Regions from separate parts of the Homo sapiens genome. Here region 1 is linked to region 2. The links are chromatin loops, found by intact Hi-C in ENCODE. Cell type or tissue: OCI-LY7. All regions are shown on one strand. Each heading gives the region's core, and the rest is flanking DNA. Links, peaks and the distances in the headings are about the cores only.

Region 1 (8,344 bases), core at 67-8,066, 130 kb before region 2:
TAAGCAGAACACTGTTAGCTTTAGGTTAAGATGGTTTATGGTTTGACTCTGCCTTGTTACCTAGAAGATGGTTCCTATTACCTTATTTTCTATTTTTTTGTCTATCACCATGCCAAAGTACTAAAGTTGGATAAGTACTCAGACAAGAGTAAAGCAGTCGTCTCTTCCATGACTGATTTGAATATTATCTTTTCTGCACTGAATTGTTACTGTACCTTTGTAGGAGCCCAAGATCCTGTTCAGAATAGGAATAATTAAGTTGCTGTTTTAGAAGAATCAGAACAAAAATGAAACCTATAGTCCCAAACTCACAGAGGTACAATTTTTTTTTTTTTTTGAGGCGGAGTCTCGCTGTGTTGCCCAGGCTGGAGTGCAGTGGTGTGATCTCAGCTCACTGCAAGCTCCGCCTCTCTTGGCTTCATGCCATTCTCCTGCCTCAGCCTCCCGAGTAGCTGGGACTAGAGGTGCCTGCCACCACGCCCAGTTAATTTTTTTTTTTTTTTTTTTTGTATTTTTAGTAGAGACAGGGTTTCACCATGTTAGCCAGGATGGTCTCGATCTCCTGACCTCGTGATCCACCTGCCTCAGCATCCCAAAGTGCTGGGGTTACAGGCATGAGCCACTGTGCCTGGCTGCGAGGTACAATTTTTTATATCAAAAGGAAAGAGGGGCCAGGCGCAGTGGCTCACACCTGTAATCCCACCACTTTGGGAGGCCAAGTGGGGTGGATCTCTTGAGTCCAGGAGTTCGAGACCAGCCTGGGCAACATGGAGAAACCCCATCTCTACCAAAAAATCAGCCAGGTGTGGTGGCGTGCACCTGCAGTCCCAGCTGTTTGCGAGGCTAAGGTGGGAGGATCACCTGAGCCCAGGAGGCAGAGGTTGCAGCGAGCTGAGATCATGCCACTGTGCTTCAGCCTGGGCGACAGAGCCAGACCCTATCTTAGCAAAAAATAGGGGGAAAGAGAATCATGTTTTACTAAATGGATTCAACCAAAAGAAGTCAAATTATGTGCATAGCAGAGTGTGTGTGTGTATGTGTGTGTGTTTTTACTGATACTTAATAGTTATTAAGTGCTGCTATGTGATGGGCACTGTGCTACCAGAATTAGTAACTTGAGGTCTGAAGCTTGTGGGAAAGTAGCCATGTGCATTGAACTCAAGAGTTAAAGAATTGGAAGTCTTTCTTTGTAACTTCTAAAAATTAGATTTTGCATGTTTTTAAAAATGTGTGGTCATATATATTATATAATTATATGTATTTGTGTTCATAACTCGTGCTTTAACATTCTATAACATTACAAATATTACTAAACTTGCTTTTAGCCTTCTTTTATATATTAGTTATATTATCGTTACTAAAAACGTAAGGAACCATAGGATTGCAGTTTACTTTTCGGTAATTATCTGTATTTCAAGTCAGTTTTCTCTGTAGTTTTTGCAAAACACTGTTTCTGCAAGAGATCCCCTAACAAAAGATTCTCTTGTCAGATAAGTTTGTGAAAGGCTGCATTTTTATATTCCATTTAGAACTGTAGTCTAAATGGACTAAGTCCAGAGGTAAACAAACCTGTTTAATTTTGTTTCACCCAACATTTTTCCAAACTTAATTGTTTCCAGAACATTTTCCACGTAAGATGTGGAATCCACAATTACTTTTCATAGTTTTTTCCTCCTTTGTTAGATCTTTAACCTTTGTGCTTTCTGTTATGTATATGCCATTCCTTAATTTGCTGTAAGCTTTGAATGAATGTGTGTAAGAATAAATAGTCAAAAGACTAGAGACAAGCCTCTGAATAAACTATTTCAGCTTTAAAACTCAAATTTTGTGTACATTTTATAGTATAGAAATTAGAATTATAAAATGTATTCACATATGCACATCATTGAGCTTCAACAGTTATCGACTTAGGGCCAATCTTATTTCATCTATATTTCACTCGCTACAACTTGCCCACTCCTTATTTTGGAGCTATTCACAGTCACTGTATCATTTCATCTGTAAACATTTTAGATGATAGAACCTTAAATGATGGAACCAGTTTCTAGAGGTTTGATTCCTTCCTTTTTCATTTAGGTTTTAACGTAGGTTGGCTCTTCGAATGATAGAGCCTTAAAAAAATACAGTACTACTATCACACCTAAAAATTATATTCCTAAATATCAAATATCCAGTCAGGGTTGACATTTGTCTAATTTCTTGTAAATTTACTTTTTAAAAATAAGGATCTAGATAAGGTTCATATTTTGATATAGCTTGATTGGTGTTATGCAGTCATAAATTCATATATAAACATTTTATGGGTACAAATCCATTGCTCTCAGTTATTAATGTTGAAGTTATTCCATCTTTGGCCAGGAGACTACAGGTTGGCTCCTGAGTGCTTTTGACAGGATCCTAGTGGTTCTGTTCCTTCTGGTATGAGAAGGTGTTCTAGGTTCATTTTAAACACTGTCTCTTCCAGACCTGGAATTGACCCTTTCTCTAAGGAGCTTTGGTTTATTTATTAGGCAAAGATATTTAGACACTACAGTTTGGGTACTAGGGGTACGCATTACTATTAAGTATGTTACCATCACTAATCCTTTTCAGTTGTCAGAACTGGGAGTGAAAAAAAAACATACATATATATATATGTATATGCACATATATACACATGTATAAAGAAATTTAGAGCTCATACTGATACTTTGCATTTAATTTGGGGCTATAAAGTTTTTAATACATACACATATATACACACATACAAGTAGATAGGTAAAGATAAATTCAGAATTCACTCTGATACTTGTTAATTCTAGACTCTATGGTTTTTACTTAATCTCATGGGTCTTAATGTCTCTACATTTTTCCACCTTTCTCACTGACACCAACATGTGGGTGAACGGATATGTACGTTTAAATTTTTAATGAAAATTGCCCACCATAAAGGTTATACTTATTTGCCCACCAAAGATGTATGAGAATGCTTTTTCCCTACACTCTTGCCATAGTGTGTACGCTACATAGTGGTTTTACTACTTTTCTTATTAAAAAAAAAAATCCATAGGTATGTAGTTTGTCCTCATTTTTATCGGAGTGGGGTATCAGTTTTATCTTCAGTTTATCAAACTGAAATAGAAACTCATTTAGGTTTTAATTCACTTTTCTGATTGTAGTTGAGCCATTTTCATGTTTAATTAAATGCTGTCTGTTTTTATTGTTTGTTTTTATGTCTATCAACTGTTAATGTCATTTGCCCATTCTATTATTTTGCTGAGTAGTCTTTTTTTTTTTTTTTTTTTTTTTTACTTAATGCAGGGGCTCTTTGTATATTTGGAAATTAGCTCATAGCTTATATTTTTATGAATTTTCATTTATGCTGTATTTTCCACAATAATAGTTAATTGTCCAGTTAATCTTTTTTTATAGTTTGAAAGGCTTTCACCAATCTGAGATAAGAAACATTTTCCCTTGTTTTTTCTAATACTCTTAATATTAATAGGCTTTTTTTTTTCTTTGAAGACTTCACATTCATTTTTTTAAAAATTTACGTGGAACTTATTTGGTCTAAGGAGTGAAATAGGAAGCCTGTTGGGTTCATTAGTTAAATCTAGTTTTTCCAGGCTTATGTGAAATATATAAATTTCTGATATGTTTATTTGGGTGTGTTCCAGACTCTTCCATTGATGAGTTCTCTCTTCATGTGCCTGTTTCTCACTGTTTTAATTAAACTAGCTTTCTAAACTCAGTAGTTTGTCAGGGCAGTTTGGATTCCCTCTCACACCCAATTATTACTCACTTTCAGAATCTTGCTGGTATGTTTTAGGTGTTTATTTTCGATGTAAACTTTTGAATAAACTTAGTTTCAAAAAGATAGACTAAGTTATGGGAGAATGAACATAATAATACTAAATTTTCCTCAAATGCTAAGTCTTCCTCTAAAACCTCATTGTCTTTCAAGTTCTTCAGTACTTTTTACATTGTAAGAGCATTTTAATTTTTTTTAACATAGCCAGTATATATTACTAGTGTTAAGGTTTTCTTTTTTAAAAATTAATTTAATTTTTAGATTCAGGGAGTACACATGCACGTTTGTTAATGAGTATATTGCATACTGGTAGGGTTTGGGGTTCTAGTATACCCATTACCCAAATAGTGAACATTGTACCCATTAGGTAATTTTTCAACCCTCATCTGTCTCCCACCCTTCCTGCTTATGGTTTCTTTATATAGACAACATACATTGCTTATAAATTTCCCCATAATAATTCATCTTTTTATTGCTATTTTAAATGAGATCTTTTGTTCCATAATATTTTCTATTGGTTCTTCATATGTAGGAAGACTGTTCATCTTTTTTTATTAAATGTGTAACTGCCATCTTATCAAACTATTTGATGGTTTTAATTTTGCTCTCTTGGGTTTTTTGGGTTTTCATTCAATTTATCTTTGGTTAAACATAGTTTTACCTCTCACATTTCTACACTTATACTACTTTCTGTTATTTCATCGTTTACCTTTAGAAAAATGTTAAAAACATCGATAATAATAGTGACTGACTTTTTTGCAGAATGAAAATGCTTCTAGTATTTTCAGTATTATGTGTGATGCTGGCTTTTTGTCTTAAGGTAGAATACAAATGACTCTGTTTCATTAAGATTTTTGATCAGAAATGGATTTTTTTTTTTTTTTTTTGAGACAGGTTCTCATTCTGTCACCCAGGCTAGAGTGCAGTGGTCTGATCACAGCTCACTGCAGCCTTGACTTCCTGAGCTCAGGTGATCCTCCCACCTCAGTCTCCCAAGTAGCTGGGACTATAGGCACACGCCGCCACAGTTGGCTAATTTTTGTATTTTTTGTAGAGATGGGGTCTCACCATGTTGTCCAGGCTGGTCTTGAACTCCTGAGCTCAACCAATCTGCCTGTCTCAGCCTCACAAAGTGCTAGAATTACAGGTTTCTGTCACTACGCCCAGGCTAGAAATGGATTTTTATAATGCTTTTTGATGTTTGTATAACAATGACTTTTTTTTTTTCTTTTTCACCTTATTTCATTGCACTGCTTCTAATCATTCTCTTCTGGTTTAAATCCCATAGTACTGTATTTTTAAAAATCACTAAAGTCTCTTCTTTTTCTTTCTATTTCTCTTTTTACTTTTTAAAATGATTTTCAAAAGTAAGATTGGTTTGTAAATTTTGGGAGGGATATTTTTGTCAGGTATCTCTATTACCTGTCATTGGAAAGTTTCCATTATTCTTTGCTTTCTGAGATAATTTAAGTTGCTTTGGAAATATGTTTTTTAAAATTTTAATAGAATTCATTTGTGAAACTATCAGTATCTAATGATTAAATGTGTCTTTTTACAGGCTGTTTTGTAGAAATGATTTGTTTAAGTTTATCTTTGCTGGCTTTAGTTTGGTACTTTGGTAGTTTTTTCAAAAATTATCTTTTTAATCTAGATTATCAGCTACATTTGCATTGGGAAGCAAATTTTATCTTCATCTGATACTATTTCCCCCCCTTTCATATTTTGTGGATTTTTACATTTAGGTCCACTTTCACCTTTTTGACCACTACGTCCTAGCCCAAGTAGGCATCCTGTAGAGCACATTTAAACATGGTGTTCCTTAACATTTTATAAATGGCTATACAGTTCACTTTTAAAAATATATTTTAATGGAATTTTAAAGTACATGCATAACTCTTGAAGCACTGCCATAGCATACTTTAAAAAGTTATTTGCATTAATTATTCGTACTGTTTAAAAGCAGTACAAAGCAGATAATGTAGTACAATACAGTTCAGAAATAGACCTAAGTTTATACAATCATGTGCCACTTAAGAGGGATATGACCTGAAAAATGTGTTGTTAGACAATTTCATTGTTGTGTACACATCACAGAGTGTATTTACACAAACATAAATGATATAACCTACTACACACCTACACTCTATGGTATATAGCCCGTTGGTCTTAGGCTACGAAACTCTGGCATTGTGTTAACTATACTGAATACTGAGGCACTTGTAACACAATGGTAAGTATTTGTGTAGGCAAACATATCTAAACATAGAAAAGGTACAGTAAAAATAGGGTATAAAAGATAAAACATGGTATACCTGTATGGGGTACCTACCATGAATGGCATTTGCAGGACTGGAAATTGCTCTGGGTGAGTTAGTGAGTGAATGTAAAGGCCTAGAACATTACCATCGTATTTTATAAACTCGTACTTTAGACCTTATAAACACTGTACACTTAGGCTATACTAAGTTTATAAGAACATTTTATCTTTCTTTAATAATAAATTAACCTTAGTTTGCTCTAGCTTTTACTTTTAAACTTTACAATTTTTAAAAACTTTTTGACTCTTGTAACGCCACTTAGCATAAAACAGACACGTTGCACAGCTGTACAAAAATACTTTCTTTATATCCTTATTCAATAAGCTTTTGTCTATTTTTAACATTTTTTTATGTTTTACTTTTTAAACTTTTAATTAAAAACTAAGACACAAACACATACATTAGTCTATGTCTAAACATGGTCAGAATCATCAGTATCACCGTTTTCTACCTTTACGTCTTGTCCCACTGGAAAGTCTTGAGGGGCAGTAACACACACACAGCTGTCATAGGCAATGTGTGTATTATAGGCTGAGGCCTACGATAACAGTTCCTTCTTCTGAAATACCTCCTGAGGAAACTGCCTGAGGCTGTTTTATAATTAACTTAAAAAAAATTAGAGTACACTCTAAAATAATGATAAAGAGTATAGTATAGTAAATATGTAAACTAGTAACAGTCGTTTGCCACCATATTCAAGTATTATGCTGTACATAATTGTGCGTGCCATACTTTTATATGACTGGACTGGCAGCACAATCGGTTTGTTTACACCAGTATCACCATGTGAGTAATGTATTATGATAGTTATAAGGTCACTAAGCAATAGGAATTTTTCAGGTTTATTAAAATCTTAGGGGACCACTTTTGTATATAGTCATTGTTGACCAAAACATTGTTCTGTGGTGGCTGACTTTATGAGGATTTTAATGGATCACAAAGGAGTTGTTTTAAATCAAGGAATAAAACAAGTTATTCAGTAAATGATGTTGGGGCAATTGACTAGCTATTTGGAAAAAAGACAGCATTATGTCTTTTTTAAATATCCAAATAAATTAAATTGGATGAATTTTTTTTCTTTTTTTAATACATAAAACATTTAATACATGCTACAAAATTCTTTTTTTTAAATAGTAAAATCCTAGGGATTTAAAAAAAATAGTCTTAATATTGAGAGGGCTTTTTAAGGTATGGCACGATATTCATAAAGGAAAATATTGGTAAATTCCAGTACATGAAAAATTTAAAACTTGTTGATGACAAAAACAAAAGAACAACAACAACCCCTTTCTCTCCAATAAAAGGTGCATCATAAAATCAAAATCCAATCGGGGAAAATATTTTGCCCAAAATATCACCAAACTTCATTCAATTAGAAAAATACAAGCAGGCCAGATTGTGAAAAAAGTCAAACATTTCACTTCTAATAGAAAGTCACACAAGATGTACAAATACACAAGATTGTTCATATCTGTAGAAATTGCTTTAATTATGCTAAATATATAATATATATGGCCATTCAAGAAAAGTGACATTTATTGGTATGGACATCGAGAGATATTTATGAAAAGAATTGGGTTAATAATTTAACCATGAAGTTATAAACTAGTATGTTTCCGTATACATACCATACATATTTATATACAGAAGTTCTTTCAGTATGTGTGTAGAAAAATATATGTAGGATTTAACTCCGAATTCCTCACAGAATAGTGGTTATCTCTTAGGGCTAGGGATAATCATGGACTGCTTTTTTACATTACGTGGCCTGAAATTTTGAATCTTTGTAAAAAGTGAAATGGGTGGGTTACAGAAGGAATTGTTTAAACTTTAAAGATTTTATGTTGCAATTACCTGAAATATTGGTTTCTTGAACTTTTCTAATATAAAACAATAGTTTTATCAAAATGAAAGTAATTATGGAATATGTTTCTTATAACATCAGAAGTTCTTAGTTTTCCTGAGTAAATTTACATCTTTACAAAGCAAAAACTCAGTTCTTTCAAAAATTTACACAGCCTAATTCTCAAGTTTGTAATGGAGCAATGTTAATAAAAAGTTTGTAAATCATTTTGTAATTAAAGTTGAAACTTTAGAAAGTTGTAGCCTCATCTTATAGATTTGAGGAGCTGTGTGCTGAATATAGAGATGTGTAAAGTTAGATCATCAGAAATTTTTGTCAGTAACTTATTTTTGAAAATGTCAGTAACTCTTTTGCTTTTTAGGTGAATTTTTT
Region 2 (8,344 bases), core at 41-8,040:
TAATAAATAAATCCAGGAATTAAGTATTTATGTATAATACTTTACAACTTCATTTGGTGAAGCATTTTTCATGCCAACTGTATCCCCAAACAGATTACATTCAATGAAGACTTACAGTGATAAGCAATAAATACTAGCAGTGAGAGACAGACATTGAGATAAACAGGCAGCAAAAAGTGCTTTTCAGCTAAATTCTGAAAAGAAATGAAGAATTTAGGGTTGCAGAGACCCAGGAGAGATGTCACAACAGGCAGACACTTTTGGAGATAAAGTTCTCACACTCAATTTTCTTAGTGAAAGGCCTGAGGCACGAAGTACCAAAGTGTTGAACTTCTGCCTGGGTCATCTCACAGGCGGCGGGTCTTTACTGTGGGAAGAAAGAAACAATATTAAGTCTGAGAGAGGTGAATTTCAACTTCATGGGGATTATGAAGCAGGAAAATCTTTTGTAAATGGCTTTGCTTTGATCTATATGGACCAGAAGAGAACTACGTATTGGTATTTTATTGTCCATAAGCTACCCAAAAAGTGTACCTGCAGTGTTCATCACTAAAAATCAGCTGGAAATTTGATTTGCAGTCTAGAGTAAGGATTTTCAAGTTAGTTCAGGATACACTGATTTCTGATTCTTCCATGGGTTTGCCTTTGGCTCAGTCAGTTTTGACGCAATAGATGGGAGTGATTTCCTTAAATGTTAATTTGACTTTTTAGTAGCCATGTGCATAACAGAAGCACTCTGAGTAACACTATGTGTTGTGTGTGTGTTTGTATTAGTCAGTTCTCATGCTGCTAATAGAGACATATCCGAGACTAGGCAATTTATAAAGGAAAGAGGTTTAATTGACTCACAGTTCCACATGGCTGGGGAGGCCTCACAATCATGACAGAAGGCAAATGAGGAGCAATGCCACGTCTTACATGGTGGCAAGCAATAGAGCTTGTGCAGGGAATTTTCCTTTATAAAGCCATCAGATCTTGTGAGACTTATTCACTGTCATGAAAGCAGCATGAGGGTAACCACCCCCATGATTCAATTACCTCCCACAAGGTCCCTCCCATGGCACAAGGGGATTATGGGAACTACAATTCAAGATGAGATTTGCGTGGGGACACAGCCAATCCATATCAGTGTTTGAAAGACAAAGTGGTGGCATACACAGCAGCCTCTCGAGGAGGGTACTAAAATGAGTTTCTATTTCTATATCACACTGACTGAGATTGGGGAAGATAAGAGTAGGGTAAGGTGAGCAAGCTCAAAGACTGAGGAAATGTTGCTTGGTATGAGAAATTTTACTCAGATAACCTCAGGAGTGTATAAAGAAGAGTTATTGTATTCTACTCACAAAGTGTTTTTGTTGATGATGGCCTGATTGGAAGATGAATTACCACCCGCCAATGAAAGGCAACCTTACAAAACCATTTGAAACCCAACTATCTCATGTTATATTGGGTTGTGGATAGTACAGTTCAACTCCAACAGGATACCTTTGGCTATGTGGGTGCATGTTGACAGCTTTAAGGAGGGCCACTAAAGTGTCTTTCATAGTGCTAAAAGCACCTCAAAATGAGTAATTTATTTTGGAAAAGCATATTAGGAGAGAAAAAATGTTTCATCTAGAAGCACTGATATGAGGAAGAGACTAAATAAATGAATGAAGAAGTTAGTGCAGAGTAGAGACAAGCATGAATTGGTTTCACAGCTGCTTCTGATATGGCCAATAAAAAAGATAAAGAAGAAAAAGAATCAAGCAGCCAGGGAAAGGTCAGCTCCTTAAGGGCAGGCCTCCTGCCTAGCAGTACACAGTTATCCCCAGTGCCTAGAATATGGTAGGCACATGGTAATCTCACATTTTGCAGTAAAAATAAATACATATGTACAGGAGCTAAAAGTATATATTAAGAAGGAAGTTGCTTGACATTAGATAGAGTCTTGATTATTTTAGCTCCATGATAGGGGTTGTCTTTGACAAAATTTCCTCTTTTTTACAGTTGTCATCTAGGTAGCTATCTCTATTGGTGGTGTTCTTTAATAGGTGTGGGAGAGAAGCCTCAAGGGACAGAGTGATCTGAAGTTGTTACATTAAATAGGTTTCCCAGGCAAAGCAAGAAATGGCCTGGAGTCTGCTCCTGGTTACAACTTTAATCATTACATACAAGCTGGCTGTGAAAATCCATCTGAATGATGAACAAAATACTTTAATCTGGACTTCATCATGTTACTTTTGCTACTTTGGAGTTCTGAATTCATCATAAGAATGTGAAAGATTTACCTGCAATGGCAGTTCCCTCGAATTCCAGTAAATCCATGAAAGAATGTGTTGCTTCATGGAATGGATGAGAGAGGGAAAACATTCTCTCAGGGAATCAGAAATAGGAGAGATTTGGGTGGCTGGGGGTGGAAGGGCAGTTCAGGTTCCAGAAAACAGAGCTATTGGAATTTGGATGAGGGTTTTAAAACATGATAAGGCCTATCAGGAGTCATAGGTTGATAGCAATCAATGAGTAAAATGACTCCTTGTGTTTGGAAAAGAAAATCAAGCAGACTTGTGGAAGTCTGTGGTCTTGGATGCAAAAGGAAGCTAAAGCTACAATAGTCATTAAGTCAATGGAAGTGAGAAGGAACTTTTAGAAAATTTGATTAAGACAGATAAGGGACTGGATTCCAGGAATTAGGTTAAGAGAATGACAGTACCCCTCAGAATATAAGGTTTGTCTAATTATTCTGATATAAGGATTATTAGTTATAAAGACTATTCTCATCATGTAGGTGGAGGACCTGGTGCCCCAATACTACAGGCACAACAGCGTGGAGATGGTTCCTCTCTGCAGAGCCCTGCATTCAGCCGCATGCCTAGGACAGTGGAAAGTGCAGGGATGTTCTTTTGCCTGTTTACCTGTGACAAGATCATCAAGTTTCTCAGCTCAGAGGGGACACTTAGAGTGGGGGAATGGGTAAGACTTTTCTGCTATAAGTGAGGAAAAGGAAGAAATGAGGAAAATGACAGAACAATCTATTCCAGGGTCAACTCTAGTATATATTATAGGAGAATTGTATTTCTTGCAAATAAAAGCAGAGACCTTCTGATGTTTGTCTTTTACTTTAAGATAAGAGAAACTCAATTGACTCTTCCTACTCTAGATCTTAAATACACACAAGGAAGGTGTCCTGAGCGAGGCACTCATGAGAAGTTAGCTAAAGTCATTTTCAGATTTAATGATTGCAGGTGTCATAATGAGTGTGACATCTCTCTAGTTCTTTAAATAGCACTGCGGATGTTCTGTGGTTAGACTGGCTGCCCCAAATTACCCAGAAGTGAAACTGCTTTTTTGGTGATGCCTATGTCTGATCCATAACCTCCATCTTTTCTGTATCTTTTTTTTTCTCTTAAGATAACACAGCACATTTGAGGATGCTTAAAGTATTTGAGTGGTGCTACTGGCTATAATTAAGTTCTTTCAGCCTTTCCATTACAAATTCTTCTTTCCGAGGTTTAATATCTCAGAGACTTCTAATCCCACTGGGCCAAACTTAGTATAGAAGCTGTCAGCAGAAATGCAAATTTTTTTGCCCACCCCTAAATATTTCTAATCAAACAATTTTTTTCCCCTCATTACAGCAAAGGTATAAGGAAATAGGTTTCAGGCACTTTTGAAAAGCAAGAAAAAAAGTAATCTAAGCACAAAATCTGAGAAAAATGCATAAGAATGCAAAACCTGTCTAGTTTCGGGGTAGGTGGGCAAATATTGAAGACATACAGCATCAGAGAATTTTTGCCTTGTGTTTTTTAGCTAAATTCAAGATGTAACCATGAAATAAACTGACAGCATATTGTTTGTTGGTTTGAAATTTTGATTTTTTGTTTTAAGGAGAAGTCCGTGTTACTTCTGTGAAAATTTAAGATGAGCAAATAATTCCAATATACCCACATAACTTGGGCTATGGTTGAAATTTTTTTTTTATCTTTTCCTTTGTGTCTTGAAGATAATTGAATGAAAATCATTTGTAGCATTATTGGTTTATTTAAAAAGGTTTAAAAATTAAACATTTTATTTTTATTTTTTGTTGTGGTAAATAATGCATAACATGAAATTTAGCACCTTAGTCATTTCTAAGTGTACAGTTTAGTACTGTTAACTATATTCATGTTGTTGTATAGCCAATCTCCAGAACTTTTCATCTTGCAAAACTGGCACTCTGTACTTATTCTGTTTCGATGAAGTTGAGTACACATAGAAACCTCATATAAGTGAAGTCGAGCAGTATTTGTCTTTTCATGATGGGCTAATTTCAATTGGCAGGATGTCCTCAAGGTTCATTTGTGTTGTAGCATGTGTCAGAACTTCCTTCCTTTTCAAGGCTGAATATTATTAACATTTGACTTTTTGGATGCTTATTCCATATTGCCTTTTTTTATTATTAATCAAAAGATTCTATTTCTTAAGTAGAAGTTCTTGTTATGTCCTCAAATTATTTCATAATTATTAAAATCCTTCTTTTGGGGTTTTAACTTATTAGTTTAAGGGTACAGGTCTTTGAACTTGGCTTTACTGCTTAAGAGAATGAACATCTTTTTGCAGCCAGTTTTCTAGATAGTGAAAGATGGACCTTCTAAGGTCCTTGGCAGTGGTTGTTTGCCCCTAGGTCAGAGCAGTCCTAATCGTGTCTTGTCCTTGTCCCTGTTAGCACTGCTATTGCACAGCCATTCCCCATGCTGTCTCTTTGGGGGAATTTTGCTCTCCCATATCACATTTCTGACTATTCTAATCTCTTCGACACTTCTAAATGTGGGTGTCATGTTCTCATCTACCCCTAAAGCCATTTCTATTGCGTTCTGTAACCTTTCTTCTCAGTTCATCTTCTTTCTTCTGCCTCCTAGAGCCTCTCTAATATTTCTTGTTTTTTCGAGAAAAGATTAATACTTTCAAAATAGGTGAGCCTTTTTATTCTCTTTCTCATTGAACTCCTACCATCTGGTACAATTCCATCCAACTCTCCCCCCAATTTATGGAATACTTCTGGCTATCAGACTGATATGCAAAGACAATCGGACACTCCTTGCATTCTTGAGGGGATCAGAAACTAGTGGGCAGATGAATATGCAGACAATCCCAAGGCACTGTAATAGAAAAAGGGGAGAGAAGAGCCTTGTGATTTCTGTGAGGAGCACAGGTGAGGAAGAACTGCCCTATGTAGGAAAATGAGGTCAGATCTTATCAATAAGACAACATTTAAAAAATCAGTCTTAAAGAATGACTACCAGTTAGCTGGAAAAAAATACTATGTTTTTGGCCTAGTCTCTCTCCAATTATTTTATTTAGTAAAAATATTCTCTGAAATGCACAGACCCCAAATTCCATCCCACCACAAAGACACACTGGGTACAATCCGTAACTTCTCTCAGGTGCATTTGTTATTTGCCATTACCTTGATGCCACTATATTTTCTATAAGGACATTGTATTTTGAGGTCTTCTGAGTCTAAAATGTTAAAGAATCCTGAGGGATCTGAAAAGCTGAATTCTGATGAGCTAACATGTTAGAAATTGTTATTAGTCATTTACATCTAGATACAAATAAACCAAATGAAAGCAAGCTTTGATGGGGCAGGAAAGACAGCAAGAGGGTATGAGGAGCTTGGGAAAGGGATGGTTAGAGATTCACTGGTGGAAAAGTAGTGGTAAAGTGGAAGAATAGGAAGCTTGAACAAGTGATCTGATTCTCTCTAGAAAGAAGGATACACCCTGAGTATTTTATTTTAACAGTGAAAGTTTGAGGGCTTTCCATGGTGGTCTCTAATGAGTGGCTACTCTCTTTCCCACGTGGGTTCCAAGCAAGTTGAGAAATAGAGCCAAGAGTAAATATGGAATAAAAAATGTCCCTATTGCCACTAATAGAATTCAGATTGGATGACAGAGCTTAGAGTCTATTACTCTAGTGAGCTTGTTGATTTTGAACCTAGAACTGGACAGACTTGCTCCTCACTCCCACATTTTGGTGTCACTTGACTGGCATAGGCCAGATAAGTTCCCAAATTCTTCTCCAAATTTAGCAAGCACACATGCCACTCCTCTTCCCCCAGACTGCAGTGAGGAAGGGGGCAGGGAGAGGCTGGAGTGACACTAACATGTTTGTTTCATAGGAAGAAAACATAAGAAATAAAGAAGAGCAGAGCATTCCCTTCCAACAAGTTCCTCCACTTAATTTCTTCTTTTTCTAAAATGGAATTCAGTATCAGCATAGATGGCATTGCCTTTCAGTTCTTTTATCTTTAACTTTGTTTTGCCCTGTGTTTTCGGCTTTGAACTTCCTCATAAGTGTGACAAGCCTAACTCTATCCCTCTTTGATTGCAGAAGTCTCATCTTTAGTTGTTGTTGTTGTTTTTCTTATGGTGGGACCTATTTCTTGAAGCACTATACAGAAGAGGATAGGAACAAGAAGTGCTAGAGTTGTTGGTGCTATTGCCAACTTCTGCTTTGGCACCATTGAGCTCTCTGCTGTTCAGAGGTTGATTCTGTCAGGTATAATGCAGATATGCTCACATCTTAGCACAGTGAATGCGAAAGCAATGGCTTGTTTACTTGGTTTCTGCATTGCAGTGTGGCTGGAGTGTGTTGAATTATTATTGCATTTGTTTTAGGGAGTCACCTCCCTTGTTGTTCACTTCCCTCTACATAACATTTCCTCTGCGAGGTTTACTGGCACTGCAGGAACTGAAAAAATGAAGTAAATGGCTCTCTAGAGAAATCTTTCTAGGAGGTGTGAACCACCTGGAGTCTGTAAATGCTTGAAATTTGGTTCTCAACAGGAAAGAAAATCAATGTAAGATAGAAATATAATGAAAAAAACACTTTTTTCCAGTAGGTAAATTTGGATTGGTGACAATTAGGTGTTCTGATCATCAGATTTCATAATCTGGATTGATTTGTAGAGAAATTTAAAAACCATCAGTTGTTACAATGCTATGAATACGTAAGAATACCAGGAGAGGGTATTCTAATCTACATGAAAGCCAATGCCATCGATGCTAATTTGTTTTCTGTTTTGCTCATGACACAACAAAGCGGCTGAATATAGTTTTTTGCTGTTGTTGTCACTCATCTTTCAAAGGAAAGAATACTGATAGTTTCAACATCATACTTTTAAAAAGTAACTTCTGCATAGATGGTACATATTGATTAAGCACACAGAGCAGTGCCTGGCAGACAGTGAGCACTGCATGAGGACTTTGTTAAATAAGTAAAATGTTAGAGTAAATTAAACCACCTTTGCCAAAATTCACAAATGACTTAGCATTGATCATTTACAAACCAGGTGATCTTCCCTGTGTTTCATATTTTAAAGCAGCAGGGTCTCTTCTGCTACTCTCCAATAATATCAATTAATACCCTCACAAATAGCCTTCTAAAGTTATCCAAACTTAGAAACCAATGTAAATGTAAGGAAATTATAGAGAAGACTAATGAGAATTTATATATTGATTAACAAAGGATTATGGTAAGTTAACTAAAGGCAAAGTGATTTAATTAATTTGTTTTTATTTATTATTATTTTTTTGAAGACAGGGTCTGTCTCTGTTGCCAAGGCTGGAGTGCAGTGGCAATATCTCAGCTCACTGCAACCTCCACCTCCTGGGTTCAAGCCATCCTCCCACCTCAGCCTCCTAAGTAGCTAGGACCACAGATGCACACCATCATACCCAGCTATTTTTAAAAAATCTTTTGTAGAGGTGGGGTTTCACCATGTTGTCCAGGCTAGTCTTCAACTTCTAAGCTCAAGAGATCTGCCCACCTCGGCCTCCCAAAGTGCTGGGATTACAGGCATGAGTCACTGTGTCTGGCTGTAATTTAATTTATAAACAAAAAATGTCACTGTTAATTCTAGAAAGAGTCAGTTATAACATTACTTACATTTGTCAAATTCAAGAATGGAAGAGAACAATGTATGTTGCTGTCCTGTGATAGATTTCTCTGTGGAAATCAGTCCCACCACTTTGGGTCCATGGGCTATATGAAACAAATGAACCAAAGGCCTTAGAACCTTGAGGTTTGGCTAATTTGCCCATATTTATACAATGTATAGAGGTTGTTTCTACTCTGTGTAAGGTTCTATACTAGTAATCTTATAAACAAAGACCAATATAAGGAGAGAGGAGATGGTTTGTAGTCTACTGTGTTTTGTGAAAGTTTGGGATGTAGTTCATTTGGACAATGCTTAGAATTTCATTTTGAAACATTTTCAGTTATAGCATGTTTAATTGGTTCTTTAAAATCTCTTCTTAAAGGATCCTGAAACTTAAAGAGGGGGAATGCTTATATTTTGTATAAACAAAAGTGGTGGCTCTAT

Evidence for each region. Peaks named below come from ENCODE experiments on the same cell type or tissue, not always from the same donor. Only the 100,000 strongest peaks of a DNase experiment are listed, where the experiment ranks them.
Region 1: it touches region 2 in a loop (2.3-fold over the local background); 1 of 110 quality-filtered maps calls a loop at or near these places.

Annotation. Positions count from the first base shown.
Region 1 is chr13:79,323,629-79,331,972 of GRCh38, reverse strand. The region is part of intron 20 of RBM26 (RNA binding motif protein 26); the gene reads left to right. Among named protein-coding and RNA genes, the nearest start is that of RBM26, 78 kb to the left of the region's middle. RefSeq lists enhancers at 301-801, 802-1,302. In OCI-LY7, for the core only: no CTCF peak of the experiment used is centred there; no DNase peak of the experiment used is centred there.
Region 2 is chr13:79,189,421-79,197,764 of GRCh38, reverse strand. No RefSeq gene overlaps it. Among named protein-coding and RNA genes, the nearest start is that of RBM26, 210 kb to the left of the region's middle. RefSeq lists enhancers at 2,728-2,847, 3,108-3,327, 3,438-3,527 and a silencer at 6,713-6,822. In OCI-LY7, for the core only: no CTCF peak of the experiment used is centred there; DNase peaks (open chromatin) are centred at 2,824, 3,264 and 6,714; H3K4me3 peaks cover 1,905 bases; H3K27ac peaks cover 1,118 bases.